Linked DNA regions of Homo sapiens: region 1 is linked to region 2. A link is a loop called in an ENCODE intact Hi-C map of the cell type or tissue named here. Cell type or tissue: A673. All regions are shown on one strand. Links, peaks and the distances in the headings refer to the core of each region. The heading gives the core; the rest is flanking DNA.

What was found. Peaks named below come from ENCODE experiments on the same cell type or tissue, not always from the same donor. Only the 100,000 strongest peaks of a DNase experiment are listed, where the experiment ranks them.
Region 1: it touches region 2 in a loop (4-fold over the local background); 2 of 110 quality-filtered maps call a loop at or near these places.

Annotation. Positions count from the first base shown.
Region 1 is chr1:63,440,358-63,443,233 of GRCh38, reverse strand. It overlaps ITGB3BP (integrin subunit beta 3 binding protein), which reads left to right. Exons shown (of 9, transcript NM_014288.5): 9 at 2,131-2,464. Among named protein-coding and RNA genes, the nearest start is that of ALG6, 74 kb to the right of the region's middle. In A673, for the core only: a CTCF peak has its summit at 1,416; a DNase peak (open chromatin) is centred at 1,433.
Region 2 is chr1:62,925,603-62,928,519 of GRCh38, reverse strand. No RefSeq gene overlaps it. Among named protein-coding and RNA genes, the nearest start is that of LINC01739, 85 kb to the left of the region's middle. In A673, for the core only: a CTCF peak has its summit at 1,657 (motif pointing left); DNase peaks (open chromatin) are centred at 559 and 1,609; H3K4me3 peaks cover 424 bases; H3K27ac peaks cover 2,500 bases.

The DNA of each region.
Region 1 (2,876 bases), core at 1-2,500, 520 kb before region 2:
ATGTGAATGAAACTCCTGATTTTGTCCTTATGCCCTAGAAACCTGACAGTACTCCTGATATCACCGTGGCCAACTTCCCTACCTGCACAACTGCTCCAGCCCTCTGTCACACTTCAGTGATTATTCCTCTTGACCTGTAATTGTTCAGTGGGGAGGACTGTCCCATACAGATTCACTCCCAGAGCCTTTAAAAAGTGAAGCCTTTGTGAAACAATGCTAGAATAAGAGAGAAAGTAAGGGTGACAGCAACCCAGAGGCCACAGCCAGAGTGCTAAGACCATCAAAAGATGGGAAGAGAAAAACATTTTGGCTAATGATAACGGGATATTGGGATACTTTAGTAACAATGTGGATGAATCACTTGGGTAACACAAGGATGAGGCTTAGTATGAACAAAGCGCTGTGTATTATGACAGTTTGAAACCTAATAAGGACACAAAATATAAGGCAAGTTATGATAAATGATACAAGTTCAGACTCTTCTAAGTTCTGGCCAATAACAAGTACAAACAAGGATTGTGCATCCAATGAGGATCAAAGTATCAACTTGATTGGTGGTGGAATTGATAACCCCCAACATGGCAGGCTCTCTAGTAGAAGCTTGGGGTAACTAAGGTAGATTGCCTTAAAGCAGAAATGCAACCTCTTCTTTCTCACACTAAGTTTAAATCTTGAATTCTGTGCACTTTACTGAACCTAAAAGCTGGATCTTTTAAATAGACCCCCAAGTCCGTGTGACTGTTAATGCTGTGAAGACCACAAGCCTGCCTTTTACATGCTTGACTGCAGGTCAGCACAATAGAATGGGTTGGTCTCCCTACTACATGAAATTAGGAAGTATTATAATAAAAAAGGTCCACTGGGATTGAGAGTAGACAGTGATAGGGAAACTACAAGGAGGGAAGAATTTGTGTAATGTTACTAGTAAAATGTAGACCAATGAATGTTCTGGACTTTGGCCAATCAAATTTGTCACACTTCCATGGAGTACAGAGGAAGAGTTGACAGAAGTTTCTTCCCCTTCAGACTGAGAAGTATTATTCTCTACTGTAAGTACCAAATGAAGAATAAGCAGTGTTATGGGAATTCACAGCAGACAGATCACCTCAGGATGGGATTATCTGTTTGTTTGTTTTTGTTTTTTAAAGACAGGGTCTCGTTCTGTCGCCCTGGCTGGACTGCAATGGTGCAATCATAGCTCACTGCATCCTTGACCTCCTGGGCTCAAGCAGTCCCTCTGCCTTGGCCTAGGAGTACAGGCATGAGCCACCACCCCCAGCCTTATTAGGTCATTTTTAAAGATCTCTTCCCACATGCCCTGTGGTAATGTATGCCATTAGTTGCCAAAGGCTGCTTCCTTCAAGGGCTTTCTCTCACAGAAGGATTCTAAGGCTGAAGAGACATGAGCCTCTACCACCACTAGGAGTCCCCAGAGGGACATATTCTGAATAGGAATCTGTCATAGTAAATACTGTCTTTTGGGCGGGGGGCAGCTGTTGGAGGAAACACCTGCTGAAAGGCCCCTAAGGCTTATAGACAAAGGCATGTAAATAAGTTTTCTGTAGGCCCTGTTGGAGTTTTAAAATTCTCTGAGAAGTATCTCATGTAAGTATGGTCACATAAGGTAAAGAATACTGAGTGCTATGTCAGAGTAGTCATATTGACAGTTACTAGTGAAGATAATCAAAAAGCAAATAAGGCCGGGCACAGTGGCTCATGCCTGTAATCGCAGCACTCTGGGAGGCCGAGGTGGGCAGATCACGAGGTCAGGAGTTCAAGACCAGCCTGGCCAACATAGTGAAACCCCGTCTCTACTAAAAATACAAAAATTAGCTGGGTGTGGTGGCACACACCTGTAGTCCCAGCTACTCAGGAGACTGAGGCAGGAGAATCACTTGAACACGGGAGGCAGAGGTTGCAGTCAGCCGAGACCATGCCACTCCACTCCAGCCTGGGGGAGAGTGAGACTCCGTCTCAAAAGAAAAAAGCAAATGAGAGGTTGCCAGCAGCATCTAACTAAACTAGGTACCAAACTAGATTGTTATTAGGTGTTAAAATCACTTCTTAAGTCATGTATGACGTGCATGTTAACTAATTCTTGATAATATAATTATCTTTTATATCTCACAGGCATTAAGAAGAAATGCACTCACCATGAGCACCAACTTCTGCATCTGCCTGATCATATTTAAAGGAACAGAGAAATATTTGTAATTAATCTGCCCAGTAAATACCAGCTCGTAGCAGTTGGCAGGTGCATGTCTAGATAAAATTTCTTGCAGCTAATTTAAACTTTCTACACGCACCAGTAGATAATCTCAATGTAAATAATACATTTCTTCTTGGCTCTTTAATGTAAGCCAACATGGAGAGGAAGATCTTGACTTATATTCTGTACCACATACACTTCTGTGGACTTTTAGCATTTGTGGGTAGACTTAATAAAGCATGTATAAAAGTGGCACCTTTGGTAGAACTCTGTGTTTTTCTGAAATTCAGATTAAATGTAATGATGAGTGGAATTAAGTACCAGTTTTCCCATTTAAAGCCCCAGCTGCTTATTAATTTATAGATTCTGTAGAAATTTTTTTAAAGATTTATCTAGTCTATTGTGTAGCCTCTATCTCAGGAGTGAGTTTTTATTTTCCTATGCTTATAGAGAAAAAAACATTTTCAAGGTTTTAAAATTTTACACCATTTATAAAATATTAGAGTGTATTTTTTCAGTACAAATGTTTAAAATATGAAGTTTTTTTTGAACTAAACTACAAAGAGTACTGAATTTAAAGAAAAGACCTTTATTAAGGGGCAATATGTGATCCATTCCAAATTATTTTGAAATATTAAATTTCAGTTATTCTGTGGTGTTTTCTGTC
Region 2 (2,917 bases), core at 310-2,809:
TTGAGACGGAGTCTCACTCTGTTGCCCAGGCTTGAGTGCAGTGGTATGATCTCAGATCACTACAGCCTCTGCTTCCTGGGCTAGAGCGATTCTCCTGCCTTAGCCTCGCGAGTAGCTGGGATTACAGGCGTGCACCACCACGCCCGGCTAATTTTTGTATTTTTAGTAGAGATGGGGTTTCACCATGTTGGCCAGGCTGGTCTCAAACTCCTGGCCTCAGGTGATCCATCCCCCCTCGGCCTCCCAGAGTGCTGGGATTATAGGAGTGAACCACTGCGCCCAGCCACTTGATAACTTCTTAATCTCTCACTTTTCTCCTGTGAACCAATGACATCCGATAGCAAAGGATGCTGCTCCTTTGATCCAGGTAGTTTATACTGGCATAGGCTCAGGTCCGCAGAAGGTCAGCCTCCACGAGCCTCCTCTTCTTCATCTCCTCAGCCCTGAAATGGAGTCGCGTTCCCCCAGGGCCTGAGAGAAAGCAGAAGGCAGAGCTCCCTGGCAAGGCAGCCTCCAAGGAGGCTTCCCGAAAGCTCCAGAGCGGGGCTCTTAGCCCCTGGCTTCTCTCCAAGGACTGTGGGAAAGAGGGAGTCTCCAAGCTATAAGGAGAATACGATTTTCTGGGGGGTGATCTTAGGCAGGAAGGAGGACAGAGACATCTGCAGCTCCCTAGGAAAGGACACAAGGAGAAAAGCCTCCTTTTCTCAGAGTCCAAGCCATGTCCAGGTGCGGGTGAAGCAGGTCAAGCACTGTCACTCTTGGAAACGCAAAAGCTCCCAGGTCAGGAAGCCCTTGAAGGAGGAGGTCACCACTTTCGTCTTCCCACTTGGGAGAGCGGGTCTTTTTTGGTGGAGGGAGGCATTGTTGCCTAGCCTAGCGATGAAGAAAGGACTTTAGCAGTAGCCAGAACTCAGTTCCAGTACTGGATCTACCACCTGTTGCCTGTGTGATGTTTGGTAAGTCACTTGACCTCTCTGAGCCTCATTCCCTAACCTGTAAAGTGGCATGACACCAGTCTCTGCCCTCTAAGATTGTTGTGAGAATTGAATGAAAAAAATTTTTAGTGTGTGAACTCAGTATAGTGTCTCCCAATTTGTCATGGCTGAATCTGTGATAGTTCTTATTTATCTCATCATTAGAAAGTTTTTTCTCATATTTAGCCAAAATCTTTCTTCTTGTCACTTCCTTCCATGGACTCTAGTCCCTTCTGGAGTGATGAAGAACTGAGGTTTTTCTACTCACCCCCACCCACTTGCACATCCAGTACAACCAAAGGGAATTTTTCACCATGCAAATAATACCTCCCCTGCGATTAAAACCCACCATGATGACCCATGGTTCTTAGGGAGCCTAAGGCTGAGAGTCCTTATTCTGCATGATCTGGCCGCTGCCTGCCTCACCAGCCTCATCTCAGGCCACTCAAGCCCTCATGCTCTGTGCTGCAGAGGCCCCAGGCCTCTTTCTGCTCAGGTAGGCAACTTTCCTACTGGCCCCAGGACCTTTGCATAATGCCTTTGTTTGAAACCCTCTTCTTGTCTGCTTTTTCTAATTAGCTCTTCAGACCTCAGCTCAAACAAGGCTTCTTCAGGGAAGTCTTAGACTAACTCCCCAAACTAGATTAGGTTTCTGCCTCTCACAGCTCCCTCTACTGTTTCTTCATAGGTTTTATCATTACTGAAAGTGGTATAGTTTTGTAATTATGTGATAAATTATTATTTTCCATTCATAAACTGCCCATTCTATGAAGGCAGGGAACCACGGCTGCTTGGGGTTAATAGTGGGCTCACCCATTACCTGTCATATGGCCCCTGTCAATACTTGGCGTGAATGAATAAAGGATGGAAAGAACTAATATCCATTTCCACATGAGAGTCCTGCACATATTTGAAGATAGTTCTTGTGCTTCTCTGCTTCACAATTTAATTATCACAAGACGAATGATCACAGTGCTCCTGTACTCTCATCACGTTGCGTTGTAGACCCCTCAACAGCTCTGCACTCACACCCAAGGGAGCTCAATAGAGTGAGAGGATTGAGTGAGAAGTGAGAGAGTGAGAAGATCTTAGGATCTAGACATTCTCCTTTCACTACTGCACCCAGAGGCTGCACTAGCTCCAAATATACGCACGTCTGTGTCTGTGTGTGTATTATATACACACATTGTTCTTCTGTTTAAAAGCAATAGACTTATGAAAGCAAATTTGGAAAATAGAGACTAGAAAAATGTAACAAAAATAAGCCTTAGTCATGCAAAAAAAAAAACCCCACTCTTAACAATTTGCAATAATTTCTGTGAGTACCTTTTTGCATGTGAATAAGTTATTGTAGCATTTAAGGAAGGATTATATAGTGGAAATACCCCTACATACTCATATGTATCCTGCTTTTTCACCAGTATTAAATTATAAAAATATTTCTGTATTACCAAGTAAACTTTACAAATATCATTTTACATAGTGCTGTATCAGAAACACTTTCTGCTGGTACTTACAATAAGGCTTGGAAGACTATTTTACTCACCCCCTAAGAAGTCTGAAGGTAGGTGGTTGCTGACATGCTTCAAACAGGTTTTTGCTTATGGTTGCAATATAATTGCTGTAGCTCCTACCATCACATTTATATTCAAGGCAGGAGGGACAGGAAAAGGATGTGCCATTTCTATCTTTTTTTTAATCAAGAAAAGTCAACTCCCTCCCAGGGCCCTCAGCAGACTTCCACTTATAAATTCCTGCCTAGACTCTGTCTATGATCAACACTAGGTACAAGGACATCTGGAAACGTGAGTATTTCCTTCTTCCAGCCTATAGGGTTGAAGCAGGCAAGGGAAATTGGGCATCTTTCCCACCTTCTATCAGATTAATTCTATTCCATTTGATTCTCAGCTGTTAAAACAAAAGCCTTGGCAACTTGCTTCCGA